Regions from separate parts of the Homo sapiens genome. Here region 2 is linked to region 1. A link is a loop called in an ENCODE intact Hi-C map of the cell type or tissue named here. Cell type or tissue: endothelial cell of umbilical vein. All regions are shown on one strand. Each heading gives the region's core, and the rest is flanking DNA. Links, peaks and the distances in the headings are about the cores only. Region 1 has its middle 34 kb from the start of LINC02644. Region 2 has its middle 11 kb from the start of LYZL2.

Evidence for each region. A loop is a pair of places that touch in the nucleus more often than their neighbours do. Peaks named below come from ENCODE experiments on the same cell type or tissue, not always from the same donor. Only the 100,000 strongest peaks of a DNase experiment are listed, where the experiment ranks them.
Region 2: a loop joins it to region 1, with 6 times the contacts of the local background. A loop is called at or near these places in 5 of 110 quality-filtered maps.

Annotation. Positions count from the first base shown.
Region 1 is chr10:30,684,427-30,693,097 of GRCh38, reverse strand. It overlaps the pseudogene SVIL2P. Among named protein-coding and RNA genes, the nearest start is that of LINC02644, 34 kb to the left of the region's middle. RefSeq lists enhancers at 5,058-5,596, 8,617-8,671. In endothelial cell of umbilical vein, for the core only: a CTCF peak has its summit at 5,255 (motif pointing left); a DNase peak (open chromatin) is centred at 5,217; H3K27me3 peaks cover 567 bases.
Region 2 is chr10:30,636,161-30,644,831 of GRCh38, reverse strand. No RefSeq gene overlaps it. Among named protein-coding and RNA genes, the nearest start is that of LYZL2, 11 kb to the right of the region's middle. RefSeq lists an enhancer at 328-899. In endothelial cell of umbilical vein, for the core only: a CTCF peak has its summit at 4,694 (motif pointing left); DNase peaks (open chromatin) are centred at 2,731, 2,971, 4,671, 6,561 and 2 weaker places; H3K27ac peaks cover 3,920 bases.

The DNA of each region.
Region 1 (8,671 bases), core at 507-8,506:
GCCCTTCGGGAATTTGCAGACCATGGCTCCTTGATGTAATCCTTTTCACTTAGACTAAACTTTCTCCCTATGCAATAGCTTTCGGTCCCCTTACTGACCCTCCATGACTAGCTTCCACTCAACTCACTGCCCCCTCTGAAAAATAACCACTTTTTGGAAGAATATATTGAAATAAAATAGGCCCGCAATCATCTGTGACCACCCCACATTCTCACAACTCTTTGGGGTGGAAAATCAGACTAGGGTCGGTGAGCAGACCGAGCGAAGCGATCTCCCAATAGACTCCTGCTGCCACTCTCCACCTCCAGCTGCACGGCCTTCTGTTCCCAAAAGGCCTCTTTACGTACCATGGTGTCATATGTGTGTGTCAATATACATATATGTTTAAATGATGATATACAACTCTTTAAACAGTGACATTGGGTGGGCGGAAGATTGCGAAGTGGTTAAATAGCTATGTATGCAAATACCCAAAATACTATTTTGAGGTGGAAAATGGCAAAGGGTTCATTTTTTAAGATAGGAAATGAAAATATGCAAATTGAAACAAATTGAACAAACTGAAACATGCAAAAAATATCTCAAGAGCAGTTTACAGAAAAACATATGATAAGGGAAGAGACTGTCACTCTGACAATTTCGCAGTTAAGACCAGATGGATGTGGTGGATTGCCGTGGATGGAGCCTGTCTAGCGTGTCTCCCTCTGCTTCTGGTAATAGCATCTGGATTTTCCTTCGGGGAAACCACCTCCCTGCGTCCCCACCGTGGCTCTAGAGGAGACCCAGACACCCGCCTTTACCCAGTCAGCATCTTCTATCCCATTGGCCACAGTGACTGGTTTGGGGATGGACACGGGCTCAATTTGAAGCCAAGAAAATCAAACCTGGAACTTCTGCTGGGACTACTGGGAAGAGAAGCTACCCGTGCTGGGCTGGCCAGGGAGGCAGCCTTGTGACTCCAGAGGTGGGGTGTCCATCTGCCGCCAGGCCACTGCCTAACGGAGAGTGAGGCCAAGGAAAACAGCCAAGACAGACTGTGTTCTGAGGGGCTTTTAGAACCCGAGGCCACTTCCGTACTTTTCAGCGAGTGAGCTAGTAAACCCCGCCTCACTTTTCAGCGAATGAGCCGGAAACCTGCCCCCCAGCACTTTCCAGCGAATGAGCCCGGAAACCTGCCCCCGCACTGTTCGGCAAGTGAGCCAGTAAACCCCTCTCATTTTTCTTTTTGGCTGAAGTCGGTTTGAACTGGGATGGTTTTCTGGCACTTGAAATTGACGGGATCCTAATACCATTATCGCTTTTCCTAGTTGGTTTAGTCATGATCCCGTGGGAAGAGAAACCCTTAGTCATCACTGAGAAAACCCGCAGATCTATTGATTTTGTAAATGATTGGAAGCTAAGTAACATGCCTTACTGATTTTCTAGTGAGCTGTACTAATTTGAGCCCATCTCATCCAAATATTTTGCAAAGTTATGAGTAAGAAATATGTCAAATGAAAGACAGGTGTTGAACTCTCTGCTAAGTGATATAAACATAAAAACTGCAAAACGGTATTCAAATTATGTGAAAAATTCATTGACTCTTTATGGCACAGGACAAGCATCTGTGGCCCACGCGGTCTGCCTGCATGCACATCTGGTCTGCCGTCTGCATGTTTTATCTGCTGCGAGGCTCCGTGCCCCTGGCTCCTGCAACACGGTGCCCTGGCTCTAGAATACTAACGCGGCTGTGATGGAGTTAGAAAGAGAAGGAGGCCACACTGGGGGAAGAGCCTCATGGATGTGCCCTCTGCAGGCGAAGGAAGCCCTTCTCAGTGGAGGAAAGACGGAGACCCAAATAACTCACTTGGGTGCATAAGGATCGAAAATGACATCGAAGTCCTCGTCCAGCTCCACAGGACTTCTCAGCATATTACAATCCACGTTGCGGTAAAATTGGGCAAAGGTTTCGTCATCATCCGGCTTCATCAGCTCCTTCACAGATTTGCCGGTGACAGTGAGCACCGTTTCGTGCATCCCGCCAACTATCAACAAACAAGCAAATGACGTAAGAGTTTTATAAAAACAAGGACTCCAATTATGCTTCACCAATAGTTTAAAAATTCTATTTCCTCCTAAGTTCCAGGAGTGGAAGAAATACGGTTGTGATATACAAGGTCCTGCGGTTGCTTCCCACCTGAACAAATCTGCAGTAAAACGGGAGAGAGGGAGGCTGACCTTACTGCACACAGGAGCCCACTGAACGCTTCTGAACCTGCACTTGCTTCTGTTGAGGGTAGATGAACCAGCCTCAGCCTCATTCTACATGAAGGGCTGGCAAACTTCTTCGGAAAAGGGCCAGCCAGTAAACATTTTAGGCTTTGCATGGGGAGGGGTGACATGGGGCCCGTGTTACAACAACTCCGTTCTGCTGTTGTAATGCAAAAGCTATTGACAATAGTTCACAAATAGGCATGGATGTGTTTCAGTAAAACTTTATTTACAAAAACAGAGCTGGGCATGGTGGCTCACGCTTATAATCTCACCACTTTGGGAGGCTGAGGCTGGAGGATCGCTTGAGCCCAGGAATTCAAGACCAGCCTAAGCAACATAGTGGGACCCCATCTCTCCAAAAACAGAAAAAGAAAAAAAATTAGCCAGGCTTAGGGGTGAACACCCATAGTTGGAGCTACTCAGGAGGCTGAGGTGGGAGGATTGCTTGAGCCCAGGAGTTCAAGGCTGCAGTGAGCTATGATGGCACCACTGCAGTCTAGCCTGGGTGACAGAGCAAGACACTGTCTCTAAAAAACAAACAACAACAAAAAACCAAAGCAGGTGGGCAGCTGGATTTGGCAGTGGCCATCGCTTGCTAACCCACAGGCTAGATCACTGTTCCACATTTGTAATAAATGCTTTGCTGATTGGCATTCCCTGCTTAGCTAGTTTAGTGATTATATTATACTTTTATATTTCTGTTCAGTGGTGGTTGTATTATTTTTAACCTTTTAGTGGTCACTGTCAATAGTAGGGGCTCCCAGTGCCTAGTATTTGATAAGTTTCCCGGATTGGACATTTTAATCAAGAGATAAAAGGCAATTTCTGCATATTGCTCTTTTATTTTGCATATTTCTTTGACTTGTATATTGAAATATTTAGTTCAACATTCATTTGCCATAATTTTACTTTAGAAATCGTTTGTGATTATAAGAAATAATGTCAGCTTTTACCTTATTGGAAACTGATAACATACAATTTAAAGTTCACCAGGCCCAAGATCATGTTGATTTGCTGATGTATAATAATCTGCTTTCAGAGTTATAAGCAAAATCACTTAGTTCACAATTCCAATTGGATGGCATCCCAAGGGCTTAGATTCAAGAACAAATGTGATATTGGGAGTCCCCAATTTAGTATGTTATCAAATGAATTAGGGCTTGATAGTCTAATCGGTCTTGACCAAAACTTCATTTTTTGAAGATAACAACAAAGGCGGTGATTACAGTATGAATTAGGAAAGCCATAATAGAAAGAAAACAATTTAGCTGAGGAAGAAAAGCAATCAGAATTAGGATTTAGAGATTCTGAGAGCAAAGCCTTCTGGCTTCCGGTAGGTATGTTTTTGTTATTCAGTCTTCTTAGAAAGGTTTCCAGCCTGTCCAGCTTCAGGTCCCATTCTAACTGCGTATCTGGTCTGGCTTCGATATCTAGGCAAGCAGAAACCGTCAGTGAGACAGCATCACTAAGGCCTCTTCTGATCAGGCTTGGCGTGGCCGAGGCCTTGGCGACTTACCTTCCAGGGGTTTGGAAACGGGTGTGGTGCCTCTTGTTTTACCGCAAATGGCTGAGGCTACTGGGGTTATGGCAGTAGGTGACGCCAAACCTGTGGAACACACAGACGAGCTACTGAGCATCTCAGGGTCACTTCTGGAAATCTCCGGGACCCTGACCGATCTCCAGGAGTCCCAGGGTAGACGGCACAACATATAAGAATTTACACACATGCAGGCACACACACACACATTTCACACGTACCACGACTGTGGGACAACCAACTGCAGATGTAGACAGGATTTTATTATTTCCAAGGACTGTAGTGGCTGACGAGCTGATAATCCAAAATGAACGGTGGAGATGTGGGAAAACATGTCCATGACACGTAGACTTGAGCAAATGCAGCTGTGAGTTCTGAGGCCCTTTGGAGATGGTGGGGGCAGCTGAGAGTGCATTGGTGCCATCTGCAGAATGAACTGTGTCACACTTGCCAGCAAGTGGCCCCCCACACTGGAGCTCTCCTCCAGGCTGAGGGGAGGGAGGGACAGTGGCCTTGGGGACATGACACAGACAGTAACCCAAGGAGGGTCAACCTTTCAGAAGAAACCACAGAGCAGGGCAGGTCTGTACCGACTACAAGTTTTGGAAGGTCCAGTCCATCTCCCGTGTGGGCAGAAACAGGAAATGCTTTTCCTCGTATATTTACCGAGAAGCAGGGTGGGGAATCTTTAAAAGGGAAAGTGGTGAGAGACACATGAAAGGGAAAGGGAGGAATTCCTGCATGGAGAAAGTATCCAGCTAGAAGAAGAAAACTTAGTAAAGAGAAGGATGAGTATTGCTTCCCTAACCTAAGTGGAAGGCATTGGAAAGAAAACTAATTAGTGCATTTACAAAAAACCAAAATGAGATGTGAATGTTCTCTGTACTCATTTGTAATAAATGTGAAATCCTTAGATGACATTGCCACTTAGATGACAATGCAACCCTGGACGAACAACATCGACAGGATATGCAAATCACTATCACAAGGAAAACCAAATGAATGAATGATTCTGCCCCTTCCTCCTGTGAACGGGAGAAGTATTATAGCATAAAAAATTTAATAAAAATACAATTAAATGGTTTAAAACTCAAGTTTTAGGTAATATCCTAGAAGTACTTCTCATTTTATATATGTTTGATTGATGATGTCATTAAAAGTTTTAAAAGTTGTTTCAATTGCCAGAACTGCAAAGGGTTTATATCCATGAGAAATTAAACTTTCTTGAAAGATTTAAAGATAAATAAAATCTGGTATCACAGGGTGGGGAGGGAAATCATCATTCACTAGAAGGATGCTTAAGAGACATCAGAGGAGTTCATTAGCAAAGAGGCCGTTAACTCCGCAGCTAATAAACAGGACTGGCTCTGAAGGCTGGTTTCCAAAGCAACCGGAGAAATCCATCCCTATCTTGGCCGGTGCCGGGCAAATCCGCTGCCATGGCTCCCCCTGCTGGCGGTTCAGGCAGTGGCACTATCCAAAAGAGCTCTTCTCCCAGCTAGAGATAAGGATCTTTAGGCAATGAATGGCTCAGGGCATGGAGATGCAGATTACAAAATGTTAAGACAAAACAAAGATCCCACCATAGCTCTTTTCAATGAATTCTAGGTACAGCAACCAGTCACCTACTGTCTTCGGGAACATTTTCACGTCTCTCTTACTCCAGGTGTGGTTGGAGTACTTGGCTTCCAGGAGAATCCTAGAATACCACGAGAACCTTGTGGAGTGCTAACCGTTACACAGAATCAAGGAATATAAAAAAGGGAGAAAGTCCTAACGTGGCTAGCGGGAGAAGAGAGGTTTCTGGGGTAAGAGAATGAAGGTCAGGTCCCAGATGCCTCCTGGCAACGCGCTGAGAGGTGGTCACTCCTGGTGGCCTGATGTTTCTGGGAGATAGGACCCCAGGCTGTTGTGCAGGGGGTTATTTTATTCTGCAGTGAATGTTAATCGGTTACCATATCACTGCAAATCAAAAAGTGCTAATGACTCAAGTGAAACATATAACCCAGGAGGTGATGGCAAATATTAGAAACAGAAGAGACAGTTTTTTCATTAATTATAAAGTATAAGAAGATAATTTCCTCAGTGAGCCATATAACACCTGTTAAATAAAGATCTCTGATATATTCAGGAAAATATGAAAGCGAACTCATCCACCGAGAAATGGGAACTGTTGCTTCCACAAACCTGAATAAGAGCAAATCTATATCCTCTGATGTCAATGTGGACAAGGGCAGTGGCATTTGGTAGTAAGAACCCACTTACAAATAAATTCAGATTTTTAAGATGGAAGAGGAAAAAAGAAACCAAAGCAGAAAGTCATCAAGATGAAAGTCTGGGCTAGAAGTTGGAAAACCTGAGGTCTGGTTCAGGTTCTCAGTTCCAGTTCTACTTAGTCACCCTGCACCTAACGACGTGCTTCTGTTAAAGAAGGGTTGGGGCTCACGTTAAAGGAGTTTAAACATGAGTGTCCAGTTCTGTGATCTGATGCAGAAAATTGGCAAATAATTTACTGTAAGAGTAAATTATCTTCTCTCATCTTTTCACAATTCCAAGATGAGGCTGAAGAGATGTATTGGAAGGGATTCCCCACTAAGATTTGAGTTATTTACAATTCAGGGATTTCCCCTCCTTTCCTTCTGCAAACATTTATTATGTACCTATAATGAATTAGGTACTATTCATGAAAGCATGGACCCCTAAAGGTTCTGAGAAAAAGGAAAGCTAAGCCTATAAAGTTGATGACAAGATGTTAAGACAAAGTGAATGTGAAAATGTTTACCACTAAGTTGGGAAATCTGCTTTTAAATAATAGCTTAGAAAATGATGGTATGTGCATATAGGTGACAAAGGGACCCCAAATTTTAACGATTTCCTGCAGGACATGAAACAAAGCCCCAAACACTCCTATGAAGACTTAAAGCTCTCAGATGACTTTACTAAGTATTTCATATGTAAGTCAATTTCATAAATGTTTGAATACAGACAACAAATCAGTTCCAAGAGCTCAGCAGCAAAGAATGGACTGCCCCAGAGACATCCCACTGCCTTGGAACTGAGGACATATTTTAGACATCTATTAAAGCATATCCAGGATTGACTTTGGTCAGTCAGAGAAATCAGGTTTGATGGAGAAGGACCCAGGAATTAATATAAAAGGAAGAGGAGACAAACTTCTCTATTGTGAAAGGCTGACTTGGGGTAAGTGGTTGCCAGGTCACAAGAAAATGGAAACGATTTAAAAGTAATTATGGGAAAGGACCAAGATTTGCTAGCAGACCTGAATTGCTTTTGAAACCTACAATTGCATTCAATTCTAAAGGGGTAAGTTTTGAAATAGTGACAAATTAAATTATGCATTTGAAGATGACACTATTTATGACAAAAAGATATTCAGTAGGACTATCTCACAGAACCTACCCAAAAAACATGTACAGAATGTCAGTAAGTTTAAAACTTTTTAAAGAAAGCTGGACAGGGTGTCTCACGCCTGTAGTCCTAGCTACTTGGGAGACTGAGGCGGAAGGATCACTTAAGCCCAGGAGTTTGAGACCAGCCTGGGAAACACAGTGACACCCCATTTCTACATAAAAGTTTTAAAAAGCCAGGCATGGTGTTGCACACCTGTAGTCCCAGCAACTAGAGAAGCTGAGGTGGGAAGATTGCTTCAGCCCATGAGTTTGGGGCTGCAGTGAGCCATGACTGAGCCACTGCACTCCAGCCTAGGCAACAGGGCAAGACCTTGTATCTTAAAAAAAAAAAAAAAATTAAAGAGACCATGGTTTCTTCTTTTAAATTGAGCTATCGTGTACCACCATGCCCTCCATGGGTGAGTGTGCTCACATGTGTGCATTGTGCACACACCACACACATACACAGGCACACACACACAACTGACCTTTCTTCACCATCCTGCCAGCCACAGTGAACTGGGTCGAGTCGTTGGCCGCTCCTCTGCCTCTCGTCTTCCAGGCCTCCTCTCTCACAGTGATGAGCTGCTTCCTCTCCTCAATCATCATTTGGCTCTCTCGACTTTCTGTGACCCGCTGTTCATAAATGTACAGAAGAGAAAACAGGAGAGAGAAATGACAGCGGTGTGGATCTCAGCCTGCAGCATTTCATGCGTGAAAAAAGCAGGTAGACAAAGAGGAGTAAGTATATTGTCCAAAGATGTTCAAAAATGTTCTATCTGAAATGGGCTCAGCTTCCTTACGTGCAGGTTGGGTGGGAGATCACCATTGGCGATGCTGTAACTTTAGATGAACGCCTCTGTCCTGTGACTTACCGGTTTGGGGCACTGGAGCACCAGAACAATTCTTTGTAAACACAAACAATTAAAAATAGATTGTTTTCATGCCCTGGACTCTACAGGGTTTTAAAGTTTCTCTGTCTTAACCCATCTAGTTAAACTCAGTTAACTGGGAGATTTTTATCCCTATATACTCACAAAGAACATGATTGATCTAGAAAACTTTATCCATGTGAGCACACGAGGAACTTGCCCAGTTAGAGACAGGGAAGGCTGGTTAGGAATAAGGGGCAGGAGGTTTTCTGGCACTCTGCTTGGTTTTTCCTGCAGCCACTGATGTTCTGCGGGCAGGTAGACAACCAGGAGAGCCCACAGAAGTGGCTTTAAACTGTGAGACATCTGATGTTGAGGGTGAACTATGCTGTAGAAAAAACCTACATGCACGGTAACATTTCTACGTAAAATGCTCTCAGCAGTTTCTAATTGGAAAATTTCTGGAGAGATCTGCTTCTTCCATTTCCAAGCCATTGGTGATGCTCATTAAGCTTGTGGTTGGGGATGTGGCAGGAGGGGAAGGGGAAGAAGCTACAGGGGACTCAAAGGGTATCAGGAAAGGAGGAGGGGCTCAGGAC
Region 2 (8,671 bases), core at 444-8,443, 48 kb after region 1:
GCCCACTTGTGGCAGCCCTGGAACGCACGTCCCCTGGCTCCTAAAACTCTGCTGTTTCCATTGTACCACCTTATTATCTGGTGATATTTCCTTCCTACCACACACATGACCTCACCATTAGATTAGAAAGACTTTAGTATAAAACATAAACAAGATTGAGAGTCTGCAAAACATCCTGGGTTAAAAGGAAAACATTCCACACTTCCTGATATAGAATACTATGAAGCCATAAAAAACAATGAGATCATGTCCTTTGCAGGGACATGGATGGAGCTGGAGGCTATTATCTTTAGCAAACTAACGCAGGAACAGAAAAACCAAATACCGCATGTTCTCACTTATAAGTGGGAGCTAAATGATGAGAACACATGGACACACAGAGGGGAACAACACACACTGGGGCCTTTCGGAGGGTGGAGGGTGGAAGGAGGGAAAGGATCATGAAAAATAACAAATGGGTACTGGGCTTAATGCCTGGGTGATGAAATAATCTGTACAACAAACCCCCATAACAGGAGTTTACCTATATAACAAACCTGAACTTAAAAGTTAAAAAAAAAATCCTGATAAAGTCCATACTCCGTAGAATAAGCCCTGATACAGGACTGAACACACAAGCTACGCAGTGAAGAAAGCCTCGTACCATTCTGTCCTTCGGACAGTCACCTCCCCCTGCAAACCTCCTGTTCTCCAACCAACCCATAAAGTATGCCTGCCAAGGAGAGTGTATATTCCTGTCACCACGGAGGACTATCATTTATAGAACAGTAAGTACTAGGCCACGTCTCCGGGGCTGGGGTTCTCCGGCTTCGTACAGGACACAAGCTCACTGCCACCGCCTCTGCCAGCCAGTCCCCAGCCACCAGCCTCCGCAGTCTGCCTAATAAGGCAATCTGCAGGTTGACCGGTGGCTTACAGGTCACCACTGCAAAATGCACACTCTGGGCTTGAAGCAAAGGGAGAGGCTACCTTTTGGCAGACAAAGGGTTACCCTGTGCCAAAAACTCTTCCAAGGCCGCACTGGGACTCCATTTACATAATAATAGAAACTTGTCCCTGCAGTTGGCCAGACTCCAGCCACAGGGTCCAGCTTACAGAGCTGAAGAAAGCTGAACTTCTGCAGTGGCCTGGAGCTTGCTCAGCCTTTACATGGAAACATCTCCTCTTTGCCTTCTCCCAACCTCATCAGAGGACTCCCAGAAAGTCCATCTTGCAGGAACTTATGTGGCATATATTCGATTCTCTGAGGCTCCCTGACTTCAAAATAGCAACCTGCAAATTGACTGCATATCCCAGATGCTTAAAAAAGAGCCATAGGTCAGGGGAACAATTCTCAGCATTCCAGAAAATAATTACACACTAGCGAAAAGTGGACGTCTGTATTTCCAACTAAGGAGGCGGAGTTGTTGGTCAAGCGATGCCTGATTACAAATATTCATTATTTTTAATTCTATGAAGATCTGGACTCAGAGACTCTCCCCAACCCTGGACCCTGCACTATACTACGCATATAAGGAAAAGAACAGATCTCTGGTGATTAATTGCAGCACATTCATCATTGCATGAATTTCCTTCAGCTTTTAGCCACGGGGCCCCTTTGTCATTCAGAAGGCATCCCACCCACTGGCTCACCAGAATTTAATATGTCCCAACGGAGTTTTGAAATCTACCAGCATTTCAACAGTGGACTGGAGCTGCCGAACCACAGCAAAATTAGGAAGGGGTCAAGGAGCATGAGATAGCAATACCGTGGAGGTTAATAGTCAGCAAACCACCAGTTTAGAGTCCTGTGCCTAGTCAAATCTAGCACCGCTGAAACGTGTGCTGGTGGCAGAGACGCATCTGACACTTCGTCCCTTCACTCTGCCCTTTGTGCCGGTGTCCAGTGTGGACTCTCTTCACGTTAAGACACTTCCTGTGCAGCTTCTCGGACACCCGGCAGTGAACATACAGCACCCATTCATTCTCCGCTTCTCTGGGAAATGGAGTCTGGGATGTCTGAAACAAGACTCATGAAAAGTGGTTGCCTATTAAGGGCCATTATGTTAGAGACATAAATAGCGGATTGATTTTTAGTTTTTACTAATCCAGCATTTACCAATTCAAATTACGTTCTAGGGGGCCGGGCATGGTGGCTCACGCCTGTAATCCCAGCACTTTGGGAGGCTGAGGCGGGCAGATCACCTGAGGTCAGGAGTTGGAGAACAGCTGGCCAACATGGTGAAACCCTGTCTCTACTAAAAATACAAAAATTAGCCAGGGGTAGCACGTGCCTGTAGTCCCAGCTACTTGGGAGGCTGAGGCAGAAGAATCGCTTGAACTCAGGAGACCGAGGTTGCAGTGAGCCGGATCGCGCCACTGCACTCCAGCCTGGGCGACAGAGCAAGACTTTGTCTCCAAACAAAACAAAACCGAAAATAGTCCCTACGGAATTCTCTATAATAGAGTGGGGAAGGAAAATAAAACCTTGGGATCCCCAAACTCACTATGCCAAAGGGAAAGTGAAGCTTAGGAACTGAGTCACATAAAACTGCCTTCCTTTTGCTCCCAAAAAGATAGCTGTGACCTCACAGGCTTCCTTTACCTTATGTAAAATGTAGATAAACCATGCAAGAAACAAATATGTAATTGACTTCCCCCCCCTTTGTTTTCACAAGTAAAATGTAGATTCACTAAGTGCTCATCAGAGCCTCACAAGAATGTGACAACTTGCCTCATTCCCTACTGACATGGCTTCACTCTCTGTCCCCACCTGAATCTCATCTGGAATTGTAAACTCCACATGTCAAGGGAGGGACCTGGTAGGAGGTGGTTGGATCATGGGGGTGGTTGCCCCCCTGCTGTTCTCATGATAGTGAGTGAGTTCTCATGAGATCTGATGGTCCCAATGGGACTTACGTCTGTTTTTCCCGGGTGCATTCTCAACCTTGGCAAAATAAACCTTTAAGTGGATTGAGATGCCTCAGTTACTTTTCAGTTTACAAGAGGTTATCAGAAATTCCTGTCTAGATATTCATGCCAAAGGGGAAAAAACAAGGATGTGAGACACTCGACACCAAAAGCCTGTCCTCCAGCTCTGTGGAAAGTAGCACTGGGAAACAGAGTTTTATTTATTTATTTATTTTGAGACAGAGTCTTGCTCTGTCACCCAGACTGGAGTGCAATGGAGTGATCTTGGCTCACTGCGTCCTCCTCCTCCTGGGTTCAGGCAATTCTCCTGCCTCAGCCTCCCGAGTAGCTGAGATTACAGGCACCAGCCACCGTGCCCGCCAATTTTTGCATTTTTAGTAGAGACAGAGTTTCACCATGTTGGCCAGGTTCCTCTCGAACTCCTGACCTCAGGTGATCTGCCTGCCTTGGCCTCCCGAAGGGCTGGGATTATAGGTGTGAGCCACCACGCCTGGCCTGGAAACAGTTTTAAAAAGTAACATCAACCCCATGCTGCCCTATCACATCATCGCCCGCACGGCCTCGACACTGAAGCACTCAGCTCACACTCACCTTTGTCTCCTCCAACTTAGGCAAAGGAGGAGAGGATCCACAGCTGGCCAACAGTGTGACGGGAATCTGGAGGGGAGGAGAGCGGCTCTGGGCCCACTGTAACCCCCAGAAACTGTGGGGACTTCACCAGTCCCCTTGCATGTCCCCTGCAGCCTGTAGCCACGGAACAGGCTGGCATTTGTTTATTTTAATGACAAGCAGCTAATTTCCTACTGTTTAAAGCCAAGTTAGATGGCACTGAAGCACCACCGTATTCCCCCTTTCCTCTTCAGCTGCCGGCTTTGGGGGCTGTTTGAGCCCCAGTTGGAACTTCCAACCAGAGACCAGGCAAGAAAAGAAAAGGAGGTGAGACAATTTAGTTGCCAGCTACTGACCCTTACAGCAAGCTCTGTCAGTCAAGACTCCTGGAACAGGGGGTCTGGAGTTGCAGAGAGACCTGGATCTGCATGGATGTTCTTATATGGCCAAACCTCAAGACCTCAGGAACTGCAAACTGAAGATAGTAATAAAAGAATACATTAATTTCCCACATAATAGGCAATGTCTACCAGACTAATATTAAGTTTGTTCTCATTAAATATAATGTTGTAAAGGAAAATTCCTCCCTTCCAGTCCCTGGGACTCCCTCCTTAATAATATATTACCAGACCTCCCATCCCATAGGCACTCCCATGTTAAGTCAGTCTGCCCAACAGGTTCCCAGCACAAAAGAGCTACTCACATGCCTGATTGTACTGTGCCAGCCCCTGACACTCAGCTGTGATGGAATATATTTAGTCACTGTCTGTGCATCAGAACTAGAACCTTTGCATTTCCTCCCTGATGTTAAAACGGCATCACCCTTGATGTTAAAAAGTCAAATAGCCTTTGGCTATTAGATCACATATGGCATTTAATTGGGTATCAGAAAGTGATCGTAAAATAAGGAAAGACTCAATCGTCATTTGCAACCTATTTATATGATACTTTATTTTTAAGCACATTATCAGGCTGTATTTATGGATGTTATTTTTAACGTGGACACATGCTTACCTTGTGTTAAGCTTAAGATATGCTGCTATAGTTTTAAACCTCATCCTGCAGTGCTGATTTGACTTAGTCACAGTTATTCACATCTAAGAGTATCAGCTGAAGTACTAACCACTCTTTGAAAAATAGCGCCTTAAAAACTTGATTCCTGAATGCACTCTGTCTCCCTCTGGTGGCAGAAAAGAATTGATGCACTTCCCAAAGCCAGTTTTACAAAACACTCTTACAAATAGAAAACCTGAAGCTAGGACTTTTTTTTTCCCCATAGGTTTTTGGGGAACAGGTGGTATTTGGTTACATGAGTAAGTTCTTCAGTGGTGATTTGTGAGATTTTGGTGCACCCATCACCCGAACAATATACACTGAACCTGATTTTATCCCTCACCCCCTTCCCACCCTTTCCCCCTGAGCCCCCAAAGTCCATTGTGTCATTCTTATGCCTTTGCACCCTTGTAGCTTAGCTTCCCCTTTAAGTGAGAACATACGATGTTTGGTTTTCCATTCCTGAGTTACTTCACCTAGAATAATAGTCTCCAATCCCATCCAGGTTGCTGCGAATGCCATTAATTCATTCCTTTCTATGGCTGAGTAGTATTCCATCACATATATACACCACAGTTTCTTTACCATTCCTTGATTGATGGATATTTGGGTTGCTTCCACATTTTTGCAACTGCAAATTGTGAAGCAAGGAATTTCTGTTTAAAGTAGCTTTAATATCTCCAAGATATGCAATAAATTAACTGTTAGCAAATTATTTCATTTATTCACTCAACAAATATTTATGAAGCATCTAATATGCCAAGCCTGGTTCTGGGGCTGTGGATACAGAGACAAACTCCCTGCCCACATGGACTTAGCTTTTAGCAATAAAGAATAATGTTTTAGCAATTAAAAAATAATGTTTCACATACTCACTGGCCTTTTCATTTTTTTTTTCATTTTTATTTTTATTTTTTGGAGATGGAGTCTTGCTCTGTCACCTAGGCTGGAGTGCAGGGGCACGATCTCAGCTCACTGCAACCTCTGCCTCCCGGGTTCAAGCAATTATCCTACCCCAGCTTCCCAAGTAGCTGGGATTAAAGGCACGTGCCACCACACCCAGCTAATTTTTCATATTTTTAGTAGAGACGAGGTTTCACCGTGTTGGCCAAGCTGACCTCAAACTCCTGATCCACCTGCCTTAGCCTCCCAAAGTGCTGGTATTACAGCCGTGAGCCACCGTGCCTGGCCTGGCCTTTTCTTTTAATGTACATGAAGTGAAATGTATTTACGTGCATGAAATGTCAAATACTCTGGGAAAGCCTGTGATTTTGCATTGCTGCTTTCTCTCTTCAGTTCCTTATCTGTCATTCTCACCTTGACCTCCCCAGGCAGGTCCAGAACTTTCCACCCCGTGCCCTCAAGAAGAACCTGTTGAATAAAATGACTATGGGCCATGGAATCGAAACCCAGGGAATCCAAACTAAGAGGCTTTATTGTCAGCTAAATAAAAGGGCTTTTGCAGTTTCACTTGCCCATATTATAAGCTAAAACATTGACAGTTATAAAAGTGAGGGAGTCTCATAACTAATAGGTCTCTATAAAACTGATGCAATAACGTATCTTAGCAAAAATTTTGTATATAAACACTGCAACTGTGTGAACATGTGCCTGCAGTCCTAGCCACTTGGGAGGCTGAGGCAGGAGGGTTCCTTAGGCCCAGGAGTTTCAGTCCAGCCTGGGCAACATAGTGAGACCCTATCTCTAACAAAAAATAAAATAAAATAAAATAAAATAAAATAAAATAAAATAAATTCTCCCTTGACTGCGTACGAAAGCTCCTGTGCATATCGATGGAGGCAAGGAGAAGCAGTACCTGGAGAGGGTGGGGGTTGTTTTGGAACCTCAGCTCAGCCAGGGGCAATGGAGCTGAGGGCGGAGGTGACAATGCTGTATGACTTCTGTCTCTACTAGCTCCTGAACTGCAGCCACAGATGCCTGTTACACTTGGACCCAAGCAACCCTACATAAGCTGTGAGTCATTGTGCTCGTGAGTCACCTATTCAGAGAATGTGAGTTCTGCAAGCAGCATTTCTCTTCTCTTCACTACTGATGGTGAAGGAATATCAACAGGATGGAGAAAAGTCAATGGTCTGAATATGGTGTTTGCTCTCACCTGTTGTCTGTCCCTGGAGCTGCCTGCTGTAGGCATGTTACTGACAGCAACATGTGACGGCTTCTCCATCGTGCCTCCAAGGGGTTTCTTCACTTCAATTTCTTCCTACATACTGGGCTTGCTCATAGGTCATCCCAAACTTCAGGTCTTAAGAATACTGCCATAGATAGTCCTTTTATGAGCTAGCTGATCATATCTTTGGAATATGGTAAAAATAATTAACACTAGAAGATGGACCCACAGGGAAAAGGGCAGTCAGGTATGTCTGAAACCTAAGAAAGGATTTGGCTGTGTTTTCCAGGGATGTAAGGATAATAGTATATAGAACAGAACACCTAGGCCAAATTGTTGGTTAGGAATGTCATCTCCTTGGTTTGTTTTTTTAGTGTCTTGCTATCTGTTCCGAATCTTAGAACCACAACTCTAAAAGAGTTCTGAAAAATTTTGCCTTCAAGGCTCACCTTTATATAAAATTCACTATGGCTGAAACGAAACTCATATTCCTTCTTGTTTCTGTCTTAGGTTTTCTCTTGGATTGGTGGTGCTGAGGCTTGAAACATTGGAGAAATGTTTGATGTTTTTCTCTCTCTTTTCTTTCCCCTCTCCTTCACTAAGCATGGGACAATTATTCCTTGTGTCTTTTACATACATCTGTTTATTGCCAGTCCCCATGTGGGGATGTCTTGGCAGTTGTGTATGTTGGCCTGAACCTCAGGAGAGAAATCTCAGCCAGAGATAAATTTGGGGATGAAGAAGCCAAGAAGATAACCAGGGACAGGGTAGGTAGAGCAAGAAGATAAAACCAGGCTAAAAACCTAAAGACAAAAATGTTTAAAAAATGAGCAAGGGGATCACAGAAAAAACAGAAATGGGCAAGAGGAGCTGGGCACAGTGGTGCATGGCCGTAATTCCAGTAATTCAGGAGACTGGTGCAGGGGGATCACTTCAGCTGAGACCACCAACATAGTGAGACCTCGTCTCTAAAAAAATATTTTTAAAAATTAGGTGTGGTGGTGTATGACTGCATTCTCAGTTACTTGCGAGCCTGAGGCAGGAGGCTCACCTGAGCTCAGGAGTTAGCGACCAGACTTACCCAATGGACTTGACTTAGAGATGCATTACCTGTGGGAACCCCTGAAACTTAGGGCATGTGCTACAATCCCCAAAGTTCCCTAGAGTAGTCTTAGACTCAGCCCTGTCTGTCACCCTAATGTCATAATGACTCCCGCACTGGTCTATAACAGTGCCAGAAATCTGACTAGTAGGAGTTCATTGATTTGGGTTAAGGCAGTGACTTTTTGTTTTCTAACAAATTTGAAACCAATTATTATTCAGAGCCCAAATATTCAAGCTCCTTCCACTGCTCCTACACCCACAGAAATTAGAGCTGGAGAGCAAGTCAGATTGCTCTGGGGATTAGGAGTGGGTGTGTCCATTCCCTAAGGTGGCTCAGACCTCCTGGTGCAGGGTTTGGGGAACAGGGAGCTCAGTCCTAAGGTAACATCATGGGGATTTTAGTCTCTGAAGAGCTAAAGCTTTCAGTCTGAAAACTGTATTTGAAGATGTCTCAATTCATATTGCCATTCTGTTGGGAAAAGTTACACATTGAGTCAACCTCAGTAATTAATTCCCAATCGTAAATTCATTTGTCAAGTTGGCCAGCTGAGCCCACAGGAAAGTGGCCATCCACGGTGTCAAGGTTAATAGAAGATGGAGAGGACTAACTATTTCAGATTTTCTCACACTTTAGTGGGCATTAGGATCACCTGGGGAGCATGCCAAATCTCAGACTCCTAGAGGCCACCACACCCCTAATTCTGATTCTGCAGACCTAGACTAAGATCAAGAAAATTTTATTCTAACACGTTTTTCAGGTGAGGTTCCCAGGCTGATGGTGAGAACTACACTTTGAAAAACACTGGTAAAAACATTGTAGACCCAGTTATAGGAAATACCCAGAACAGGTAAATCCATAGAGACAGA